Regions from separate parts of the Mus musculus genome. Here regions 1 and 3 are each linked to region 2. The links are chromatin loops, found by intact Hi-C in ENCODE. Cell type or tissue: left cerebral cortex. All regions are shown on one strand.

The links. A loop is a pair of places that touch in the nucleus more often than their neighbours do. Peaks named below come from ENCODE experiments on the same cell type or tissue, not always from the same donor. Only the 100,000 strongest peaks of a DNase experiment are listed, where the experiment ranks them.
Region 1: it touches region 2 in a loop (10-fold over the local background); 23 of 42 quality-filtered maps call a loop at or near these places.
Region 3: a loop joins it to region 2, with 2.5 times the contacts of the local background. A loop is called at or near these places in 5 of 42 quality-filtered maps.

The regions. Positions count from the first base shown.
Region 1 is chr7:70,333,055-70,337,054 of GRCm38, forward strand. All of the region lies in intron 1 of Gm29683 (predicted gene, 29683), which reads right to left. Among named protein-coding and RNA genes, the nearest start is that of Gm29683, 2.8 kb to the right of the region's middle. In left cerebral cortex, a CTCF peak has its summit at 2,073; a DNase peak (open chromatin) is centred at 2,061.
Region 2 is chr7:69,489,472-69,493,471 of GRCm38, forward strand. Gm38584 (a long non-coding RNA gene) reads right to left here and starts at 1,566. Exons shown (of 3, transcript XR_882201.1): 1 at 1,201-1,566. In left cerebral cortex, a CTCF peak has its summit at 1,503 (motif pointing right); a DNase peak (open chromatin) is centred at 1,520; H3K4me3 peaks cover 246 bases.
Region 3 is chr7:68,979,748-68,983,747 of GRCm38, forward strand. No RefSeq gene overlaps it. Among named protein-coding and RNA genes, the nearest start is that of Gm23795, 30 kb to the left of the region's middle. In left cerebral cortex, no CTCF peak of the experiment used is centred here; a DNase peak (open chromatin) is centred at 1,548.

The DNA of each region.
Region 1 (4,000 bases), 840 kb after region 2:
CAGCAACCTTCACCTCAAACCTGCAGACACCTGTCATTTCCTACCTATAGGGCTCGGATCCTCTCTCCTTGTGGAGACCAGTCTGTGTCATAGAGAGCATGAAGCTTCCTCTTGGGCCGAGAAAATTGAGAGAGAGAGAGAGAGAGAGAGAGAGAGAGAGAGAGAACGGGGGTGGGGGAGTATTTTCAAAAGGTAACATTCATGGAGTCTTCCAAACCCCTGACAGACTGTGAAACAGAGCCTGCTCTCCCTCTATAATGTGACATTCAGAACTTTGAGTGACTATAGCCTCCCCGAATTCCTAAGGCCTGTCATCTGCCTGGCCTGGACACACTACCTTAAGCCAAATCTATCACTAGTATGGGAATTCAAGTGGAAACCAGCAGGCTCACCAGCATGTCCCCCTTTGGCTCTTTGTGGGCCTTGATCCTCCCCTCGTTCCTTGCCATTCCCCAGACCAAAGCTTCACCGCTGCTTCACGTTGCTGACAGGCCAACTGCAGCCCAGTGAATGCAGCCCGTTAGGTGGCCAAATAACACCCCCCCCCCGTTTGTCTTTCTCAACGCTGATTTATAGCAATCGACAGGGTAAAGGCTCCTCTGACATCATTATTTTTAAAAGATGTCTATTTCTCATCCGTCACCTTTCATCACTTAGCACAAATAAATACTTAAATGAATTGGAAGAGACTTTCAGATCATGTTTATAATTCTTGGTTGTCCGTTAACATTCCTAATGACCTGGTCCTCTGAGTTTCTCTAGAGTCCTAAGTTGGGTTCAAAATCCTGCTGTTTCTGCTTTAAAACTTCGACGAAAGTGGGTGAAGTGGGGGCTAAAAGAGACACACAGTTAAGCTGCAAGTTTGCAACACTGTGAGGAGGAAAAAAGTTTCCTGGCAGCCTGAAGGTACAGGCCACTGGGGAAGGAGAACATCGCATGGTTCAGGGGACCCACTAGACCCGGAAGCTGAAAAGAGGCCCTCAGAGCATGGGCACAAATTTTGCACGACTGTTGGTCCTCGGAGCCACACTGCAAAACCACAGTGACATCTCCATTATACAGGAGTGCTGCGCAGAGGGACTACCGCCACTATTACTTCTATCATCATTTCCAAAGAGGTCTAAGGGGCATTTCCTCTCCTGCGTCTTTATTAGCCTTTATGAGCCTGAGACTCGGGAAATGTAGAAGCGAGGTGAAAACGAAATCGCATGGATTGAAATCCATGCAATAAATCAAAATTGTTTCTTCACTTTTTTGCTGCCATTTATTTGGTCTCTCTCTCTCTCTCTCTCTCTCTCTCTCTCTCTCTCTCTCTCTCTCTCCCTCCCTCCCTCCCTCCCTCCCTCCCTCCCTCCCTCGTCACCAATGGGTTGCAAAAACTAACGAAATAAGGGAATGAAAGAAAATGTACAGAAAAGAAAACAGAAGAGAAGAAATGGCAGTAAAGAAAAAAAGAGAAAAAAGATCCAGTTTGGAAAACAAAATGAAAGCCATGGGATGCACGAATACACCCCCCCCCCACACACACACACACCCTTCTTCTTATTCCTCATCCTCCTCTTATTTCTTGTTTCTTCTTTTTTGGATGGGGTGGGGTGGGGGTGAGAGGGTGGGAGACTAAGTCGATAGAGCCCAGTGGATGGGGAGAAACCTCCTCCGTGAATTTTAACCAGCCCACCGCAGATAGGGAAATAGGGAGGATGGCTCCGGCCGAGCTCTCTCTACAGCATTCTAGAACCGCTCCGGACCCATCAAGAGTTGGAACTTTAGAGATTCCAGGAAGATTCAACACAGAGCCTGCCCGGGCCTTGGCTGGTCTGCCCTCCCTGCAGCCACCCTCTCCCCTCCCCCCCCCTTCACCCCCAGAAGCGGCTTCGGGTCTTCTCTTACTCATGTAGGCCACTAGGCCTGAGAGAGTCTGAGTACCCCTGGACTCTGCACAGAACGTTTAGGAACTCTGCGTTTACATCGCTCCTGGACTTTACTGCCTTCCAGAGCAAACTCTACGAAGCTGGTGCTCAGCTGCGGAAACCCGGGCGCAGTGCAGTGCCCTGGAGCGCCACCTCGCTTCGGAAACTGGAATAACGCGACCAAGCCTCCAAATCTCCTGCAGCCTAACTCGTTCTTTTTCCTTATTAAAATCTCCAAAGAAGCCGAAACACACAGGCCTCTTTCCCCACTGGTGCAAAAGAACACCATCATCTGTGACCCACAATTCTCAAAGGAGATGCGCAAAGGAAAAAAAAACACAGAAGCATACGTTCACAGCTCAACGGTCGTCACCTAAGCTGCATTCAGAGAAAAGATAAAATGAATGAGACACATAGTCAGGAGGCCACCAGTTCAGGCTGCGGTGTGTTTAAGTCATTCTGCCGTGGCCCATGCCTTCCATGAAGCGGGGCCTATGAAGCTATAACCTCCCAGTTATGATTTCCACAGAAATCCATTCCTTCTGACCGCTGGGGTTTCACCGAGGCTTTGCCAGGACTGTGGCTGGCCTATTGGAGCCTGGTTCCTCTCCATTTTCAGACATAATCAGAAAACGCAATCCTCAGCACGTCTGCCTTTCGACCAATGAAAGTAACAATGGCCAGGAATTATGAATTACACATTCTTTTCCTCCAATGTGCAACTGACTATTTGCCCTTGTTTCAACCAGTTGGTCAGTTAAGGTGTTTATCTTCCTTTAAATATATCCACTGGACTAGACTATAAAATACACAGAAAATTAACTCACTGCTATGCTATGGTGAATCTTTGTTTCATTTTCTTTTCACCCCAAAGCCAAGTGTAATAAGAAACAACACCCTTTCCATGCTGAAAATAAATTTTGAATGTAGAGTGCCTTGCTTTTGGGCCAGCGAAGAACTGTGTGGTTTATCTGTTTTGAAAGCGACATGGAACTTCCATCTAATGTAGTTTTTACTTATGTGTTTGACCTCTCTCTAAGTGTCTCTCTCTCTCTCTCTAAGTCTCTCTTTCTCTAAGTCTCTCTCTAACTCTCTCTCTCTCTCTCTCTCTCTCTCTCTCTCTCTCTCTCTCTCTCTCTCTTGTGTGTGTTTAGGGTGTTCAACTAGATTCCATGGGTAAAATGATGGCCAGCCTGAGAACTGTGGGTGAAGGGAGAGATGGTGGTGGTATCTAAGCCCCCTTTATTTTCTACCTGAGCAAGCCAAAGTTAGCCTCTTAGGAAAAATTCTGTGCTCCTTGGGGTTGGTAGGGTAGTCTCTGGGCAGCCTGGGCAAGAGGCGGTGTGAGTTCTCTGCCTCTCTACAACCTGTGCTCCATGCACGGCAGATTAGAAGGCTCTCAGTGCTCCCGCTCAGAAATTATAGGGCTGCACCAGGAAAATAGCCAGTTTAGTTTTCTGGCTGGCTTGTCCCTTTTCTACTAAGTTAAAACAGGTTCCTGAGAGATCATACTAGAGAGAGATATCTCACATTCCTAGCAGGATTTAAGGGGCATCTTTCCAGGGGGCAGCTGTAGAGGCATGACCAGGTTCTTGGGAGTTCCTAGGCTTTGAGGTGAGAATGCTAACTTGTGGAGAAGATGGTTGCTGATAGATCTAGGAGCTAAGAGGCAATTCCTGAGAGGGCCCTAGCATCCACTGAGCAGTGGCAATAAGGTGCAGAGACAAAAACAGACGGAAGAAAGTTCACAAGAACCTCAAGCCCCAAAGCTTCAATTTGAAGGAGGTTCTGAGTCCTAAATTGGAAACTTTTACTCTTCTCTCTTTCCCTCTTTCCGGTCCTCTCCATTTCTTTCTCTTCCACACGGCTCGTCTCAATTCATATTTTCTGAGAGCAGCCACCCCCACTCCCACCCCACCCCCACATACAGGCATACGCACACAAAATAAAGCCCGAGGATTAAAAAATGATCTTCTTGCTATTACACTTCCTACCGCAAGATGCGGTGCAAGAGTTAGTGTAACAGCTACTGAACACAATGCTTCCCCCACGCAAGCCATGCATGCAGAGGGTGTTGCTAATGACTCCTG
Region 2 (4,000 bases):
AAAATATTCCTTAAAATAACAAACCAATTCAGACACTATTCAAATGACCAAATAGCGTTTTGTTTTGTTTTTTTTTTCTAGCGAATAAAAGTAGAAGTGTTAGTTTATGAGGGAATTTTAGTTTATTTTGAATTTTTTTTAAATTCTATCTTCATTCTATAAGATTTAAAATAAGGTTCCCACCATTATAAAACACTTAACACTGGTTCAAATTGGTTAATGTGTATTTCCATATTTTCAGCAAAATACCTACAGTTGTTTATTGATTCTAATAAGGCAAGTATGGAGTTATTATGAAAAGAACCAGCAATATCCAGAAATGAGTTAGTGTTTAACATCGGTCCTCTAGTTTGGAGAATGAGGAGTGGCATCATCAGCATGTCTGTTTTATGTCTGAGTTTTCATAAGTGTAAATACATAAGAACAGATGCACACCATGAGTGCATGCTCAAGTTATTGTATATATGATGCACGGTTAAAATTTTAATTAAAGCAGTTAGCTACGATTCTCCATTTAGCAGCATGCAAAGTGAGTAATTATACTTGTTGAGAGAATCTAAAGAGCGTCGTGCTAGCTTTTGTGCAAGACTGGTCCATGAGCCCTGAAATAAACACCTCTGGACCACGAAGAAGTAGTCAAGGAGAAAATTCAGCAAAAATAGATGATAGATAGACAGATAGATAGATAGATAGATAGATAGATAGATAGATAGATAGATAAGTGTATGTGACTCCTAACCATTACCCTGCTTGGCAATGTAGCATTCATGAGTCATGTTTCTAATTGATATTACAAAAGATCTAATGTCCTTCTTGTGTCATGCACATGCCTGCAGATGTATTTTAGCCAACAAATTTTTAAAGCAATATGTGATCACCCTTCCATAAGATGAGAACCTTCAACCGGGAACATCTGCAGAGTGTCTAAAGGGAGTGTTTGTACAGACAGTTTTAATTTTAAAGTCCTGTTTAAAAGAAAACTGTGTTGGATACTTTAGGATTACATTGATCATGCAAAAATGATTGTGGTCATGGGATGTATTCATTCCTAGCGTGGAAGGATGCATTTAGTTTATGGAGAAACTAAAATATTTTTTGCGAAGTGGAAGGAAGAAAAAGACAAAAAGTAAAAGTCCCTCAGCGTAGAGCAAAGTGGGAGAAAGAATAGTCCTCCTGATGCTCAGCGCACTGGTGACTCACCTTCCTCAGTGAATTTGCCCGAGAATTTTCCTCGGCTCCATTTTCTCAGCCAAGTTTGCGGGTTTCTGATCCTCCATCATCACGACCCTCCACTATGAGAGAGCACCTGGAGAGTGTCATTGATCACTACATTTAAACTAGCACGTTTCGCCAATAAATAATTGTTTCTTGATTAATAACTAGAATTGGGTTCATACTTTTTATTTTCTTCATATAAAATCAGTGAACCTCATAATCTGCCCAGATCCCCACATTAACCTGAAAAGGGCTTACGAAGTCTCAGTTCAGTTATGGCCCTTTCTGATTTCGGCCACTAGGAGGCACTGCAGCCTGCTTTATGAGGGACCTGGGCTCTGGTGAAGTGAGTGTTGCACACAGCCATGGCTCCAGTGTCATTCCCTATTTAATGGCTGTCAGTGAGGGGGAAAGACAACGTGGCGGGTAATTAAAACCAAATTGCAGGCAGGAGATGACTGCACAAGAATGATATTGTCATTAATACTGATTTAACATGCACCTGGGTAAGGTGAGGGAGCGCGGCAAGGGAATTCACACTGAAGCCAGGGTTGCCTGATTTAAAGATGTAGTGTTTCCAGCTGAAGCATGTTTAAAAACTGAATAAAACCATCATATTATGACAGTAGAAATAAAACAGAAACAAATGTTCTACATATGTCTGAGAAAAGGGGGGAAAAAATCTCCATTTCTTCTAGCCCTGTGGACCAAGCATGTTTCTTGTCATCTGAAGTTCAAAAGTATTTTTGCTGACCGGTTTTCTATCATCATTGGCTCCTCCTGTGTGGGTTTTTTATCTATCCGTGGAGTTTTGTTTGCACTGTGGAAAAGGGACATTGAAGCAAACATTGCTGATTTGAACATACACACACACCGAGAGAGAGAGAGAGAGAGAGAGAGAGAGAGAGAGAGAGAGAGAGAGACAGAGACAGAGACAGAGACAGAGACAGAGACAGAGACAGAGACAGAGAGACAGACAGACAGAGAGAGGGAGAGAGAGAGAGAGAGAGAGAGAGAGAGAGATGTTCTGAGAAAGGTGATCAGTCCTGTGCACATTTTAGGAGATTTACATGGCATGTTCATGTGTTTTCCACTCATAATGAAAACTCTATTGCCATTGAGGTTTATAATGGAATCATCAATAAATAAATAAATTCAATTTTGCTTATAAGATACAGGGCTTTTGCCTTTCTGAGTTAAAAATCTCAAACACAGAACAGGCTAAGTTAAATTCCAATATCCTTAAAATTATTTGCCTTTGGAGTTTAAACCGATACCTACAAATCTTAGAAAACAGTTTCAATTAAGCATTCTGCTTAATTTAAGACAAGTGAGCGATCGGCCGTCGTAGGAAGTGTGCTCTTGACCAGTTTATTTCCGTGGCGAGGCTCAGGTGAAAATATACAACTGTCCCTTCAGCAGAAGAAAAGGCCTGGTTGTTCAGACCATGCACAAATTAAAACATCTTATTAAAGGGTTATGAGGCATTTCAGGGAGAGAGTGCACCAAAGTTAAACTTGTTTATGGAAGGGGATAAATGGTTATAATTTAGCCTGTGCCTGGAAGGTCTGTGCTGACTGATAAATCTCCTTCCGGTTTCACCTTAAATGAAACGTGTGCATTATAGAAGTGGTTATCCTTCTGCCCGGTGCCAAAAGAGATGAATCATTAGGGATGTCACAGAGATTTATAATCACACCATAAAGAAAGTAAATTCAAAGAGCATTCCTTCGGCAATAAAGAACATATTATAGACAGAGAGCTCACTGGACAAGGTCAGATAGGGAAAACGATCAAATGGTGGAGCTGCTGAATGTAGACAATCAGACTTGTTTTAATACCCTAATCATGATATTTTTCCCACAGTGCTTTGCTATTAACACTTTTAATGGGTTTCACATTGGCAGACCTTTTCTTTCTATATTTATTTGTTGGTTTGCTGTTTCATTCCTTCATTCCGAGCCATGGTAATTAGACAGCAGAGTTAGTAATCATGCAAAGAGAAAGAAAGCCTCATAATACTGCAAAAAAAATTTTTTTAAATGTGTAAATAAAAAAAAAAAAAAAAAAAAACCAAGGTAAGTGGGAACAGTCGTCCTTTTAAAGGAGTGTCTCTATACAATTGCAAGATTGGATCTGCCGGTGGTGGCTGGTTTTTAAGAGGATAAAGTAAAAGATGCTGCCCAAAAGAAACTTTATTTCACTTGCCCTTTAGAAAATGTCAAAGAAATTCTCCAATAAGGAGACTTTCTGAAACCGGGACTCTTGCTGGATGGTGACCCAGCTCAGGCCAGGCACTCTCTGACACCTCACCTCCAGGCAGGAGAAGAAACTGCCCTTTGGATGCCAGATGGAAATTCGTTTTCAAAATCTGTCCCCACATCTGAACTGCAAACCTCTGCACCGCCTCTCTCCACGCGAGTCTGAATTATCTGGGATCAGTAGCTTTTATGAGAGGAGGGGAAAAGGCCTGCCTGGTCTCGGAGGAGAAATTCGGAGACAAGGAGTATCCTTCCATTTCAGCCAATAGAGAGAGAGCAGAGCATTGAAAGCCCTGTTGTTAAGGAGACTTGCTGACATGAGTAAGAGGGAGAATTATTTGAAGGGAAGGGGCTGCTTTGTGATAATGAATACTGACTTAGGGACGGCTCTGGCCGGCAGGTCCTCATGTTCTACGTGGTCGGCACCAGGGCACATGTGTTGGGGACGTGCAGGGTAACTACGGCTTGCCTGCCGATTTTCACCCCATTTACTTTGCGATGGATCCTGGCATTCACCGTCTTCT
Region 3 (4,000 bases), 510 kb before region 2:
CTTGTATATTTATTTAAAGGCTTGCTGTAATGCATATTATTAAGGATGACAATCATGAACTTGCTTGCATTGTTTATTTTGTAAATACCCATAATGGAGCTCTCAGAAACGGAGATCAGCTGCCCCCTTGGCCATGATGGCCGACTGCTGGGAAGTGACTGCCCAGGGGCCCTTTATGACTTGGGTTCCTGACCTAGGCCTTTCACAATTTATGCTCTTAGAATATTTTTAAGTCCACGTATAAAAATTCCCCGTGCAAACATCTGAAATGAACTATGAGTCTACTACGCAAAAGTCCTATGGTAGATTACATTTGGATGTCTGTAATGGACTAGCACAGCAGCTGTGCTCGGGGAACTAGAAAGATGTCAGATATGGTGTTTGTGGCCATCACGTGCAGAAAGGACCCCAGGATTTCTGAGCTGCAGACGATCTACTTCAGACTGGAGGCTGGTAATTTAATTAATGTGTGCCTCTGACGCTGAGGCCAAGAAATGGAACGGGCAAACCCACCTCCCCGCATGAGACCCGAGGCGGCTCTCCCACTTTATTTGAATCCTTTGAATTTTAATTTCCCATTTTTACACTAACTCGTAGAAACTTCACCTGGACCTTCTGGCAGCATTTTGACCTTTCCTGGCTCTATCTCAGTATTTGAATCATTTGGGCTTTGGATTATGAACACAAGACACAGAATGAAGACAGGCTCTGAGGGGCAAGTCTATCTGGATTTGACCTGGGTAGCTGAGTCCTCTTCCCACTCGTTTCTCCACCGCTTGAGAGGCTGAGGCTGAAAATCCCAGGAATGAAGATTCTAAGAAACACCTTCTGCAAAAGAAAAAAAAAATGTTTGTTTCTGTAATTTTATAAACCCTTGATTTAACAGAACTTAAAAGGCACCTCACATGGTCCAGAGGCTCTGAATATCACATCTGCTTTTAATATTCTTGGGTGTCTTGGGCTTTTTTGGAGTCGGTTTGATGCTGTCTTTTGTTGGAGGACAACTGCTGTATTCTGTGATGCAGGGAGTTGCCAGTTCAAAGGATACAGCCTTACTTAGGCAATTTCTTTTCCCTTGCCCTCCCCCACTTTCTCAGTGTTTCCTTTTGTTTTTGGAGTTGGGGGCTTTAAAACAGTCACAAGAGGCTCTCAGTATATTTTCTTTGAAGAACAGCTCTTTATAACAATGATAGCAAAATTTGTAGTCCGGTTTGAAGTTGAATGGGCAGGGGAAAAAAAAATACTGTTAAGACCACCACCGTTTGTCCTGAGCCAGGTAAATGAATGCCTGAGACTCAGTACTGGAGGGACAGGTATAATGACTGTGAAGCAAATTTCAAGTGTCTTTCGCTAATTTTCATCTGGACTTCTTATGTTCAGGAGTAATTCAACACTCCTAGGTGAACTTCCCTACCACGGCTGATTATGTTAAATATCTTCCCTCCCAAACTCAGTGTGGGCAGTGCTTTAAAAGGAGCCTAGATTCTGAACATTTAAAAAGGCTCTTACTCATTCAAATTGAATGTTAGATTAAAGAGTGGGACATCCGTGGACGCGAGAGGAAAGCTGGCCTTCTGCGTTTGTCTCAGACAATGATTTCGGCTAGATGACTGTGTTTTGTGGAGAAAAGGATTCGATGGGATATTGACAGTCTCCTATCAATAGTTGAGCCCTAGAGGCCTGGCTGTTTGGGCCCACACTGATTGACTGTGCCTTAATAGACATGTAATTGTTGACAAATACTTTCCGATAGACTGTGGCAATACCCAGCCAGACAAAGGAGGCTTCCGGGTAATAAGAACCAGCACAGAGCCATTTGTTACAGGCAAAGCCTTGCCGAAGAAACGACGTATGCTAAGAAAGAAGCTCTGGAGAGAAAGAAGCAAGCTTGACAACCCTCTACCCACGCAGCCAAACCTGGGTGACACTGGTGAAGCCGCAACAGTAGTAAGAAGAATTCCTGTTGTGTTTATGGGTTTTCTGTTGTGTACAGCTTGGTTTCAAAGTCTTAGCTTTGCCTATGTTAAGCAATTATGCATCTGTATATCATATATGTGTATGTGATGCACATATATTGTACACACATCCCACACATGTACATATAGGCAGAGTATGCATATGATTTGATATCTAGAATCAAATTTCTTTAGCTTGTGTATGGCATTCTAAAAATCTATCCACAGTAGTTCTAGGAATACAATAGGCTATTCAGGCAATTTCAAAGAGCCTCGGGCATTAATAAGAATACTGGACAAAACTGAATTTGGATGTAAGCCCCAATTACTACTAAATATCAGAGGAGCCTGGAGCTGTCCTTACAAAACCTGTACCTAAGAACATTTTGGAATGTCGAACATATTCTTGTGCTGTCTGAGCAAGGCTAGCATTTGAGATCTATGCCTGGCTGAGATGCTTCTCCTGAAAGTTGGTCTCACAAGATGCGCTCCCTGGGTCCCCTCAGTTTCCTTTATCTCCTACTGTGGGGGCTGTACTCTCAACTACAGGAGGCCAGTATTGCTTTTAGCTCCCAACAGGGGCATGCCCACAGTGGGACAATGTGATATTATTTTGATCGGCAAGCTAGTGTAAGCTAATATGCTACAGTCAAAGGCAAAGAGAGTTCAAGTGCAACCCCAGCCTCACTGTAGGCAAGCCTACAGTGCCAGCCAGAAGAGCAGACCCAGCTAGGCCTAATGTAATTCATGACACAGCTCTCCACACAGGGTCCTGTGAGTGCATCAAGGTGACACCGCAGGCCGTCTCCTGACATCCCTTGTGAAAGGGAACCAGCTCATGCCCCAAAGACCTTGAGTCCTGCCTTTGATTCTTATCGATCAAAAATGAAGATTAAATCCCATATCATAGAGCAAGGCAAAACCTGTGCTTTCTATGTCAACTTCCAGGAACCCCGGCGAAGCCCTTTAAATCATCTTTTTATGCATGAAGGAGAGCCCAAGTACACATGTATTCCAGAAAGAAGGACAAAGTGGACAAGCAGATACAGGGCTCTGATAACTTCCAGTCATCTTGGCAGGGGGATGAGCCAGATAAGAATGCTCTCCCTACCTGATATCAAATCCAAGCCCATAATTAAGATTAAGATTAATTTGTGGGTGGAAAGGAAAGATTATGTTTGAGGCAAGCTGTAAGCATTCCTAAACAGTCAGGCTTCTGCAAACAGCTGCCTCAAAATGTTGTGTGTGTGTGTGTGTGTGTGTGTGTGTGTGTGTGTCCATTAATTCAGAATTACTCCAATTACAAGCTTTTGATGCTCTGAAACCCTCTCTCTAACCCAAAAGAGATGGAGAGCCCTCGGACTATCCAATCAGATCACTTTCTCTGCTGCCTGCAGCAGATGTAAGCAATTTACTTTTTTATTTCTGCATATTCAGTGTGAGCGGAGCTGCTGGGGACCTTTCACCCCAGAGCCTGCAGGATTCTAACCCTATCAAATTAAAGCATTTTGCTCACTTATTCCCAAACGCTTTGCCGGTGCTAAGCAGACATCCCGCTGCATAGCAATGGCGGGTGTTCGTGTCCACTCATAGCCCCAGTCTAATCACAGATTATTAAGGAAAATATACAGTGCTTTAATTTGATGAGATTGGTTATAGGTAGTGCAGTTAAAGGTCACACTCCTGCGTGTATCTCCCTCTGTCTCTGTAATATTTTCTTCTCGCTTGACAATCCTGAGCTGCAAACAATAGGCCAAGGCGACACATTTATTTTTGACATGCTGTGATGGGCTCAATAGGGATAAAGATGAATTATTTAAAGATTGCATAAACAAACATCTTGGGCCAGGTTTTGGTTACATCTTTCCTTTGTGCTCTGTGGTTGCTGTTGCCTTAAAAGGACCTCTTCAAGAAATGCACCTCCTTTGGTCAGAAACACATTTGGATGGAGAACCCAGATAGGCGGTTTCCAGATGGCTGGGGCTGCCCCCACCAACCCCTATGATGGCTGCACGGGGAGGGGAAGTACTGGCTGCCCCAGCACC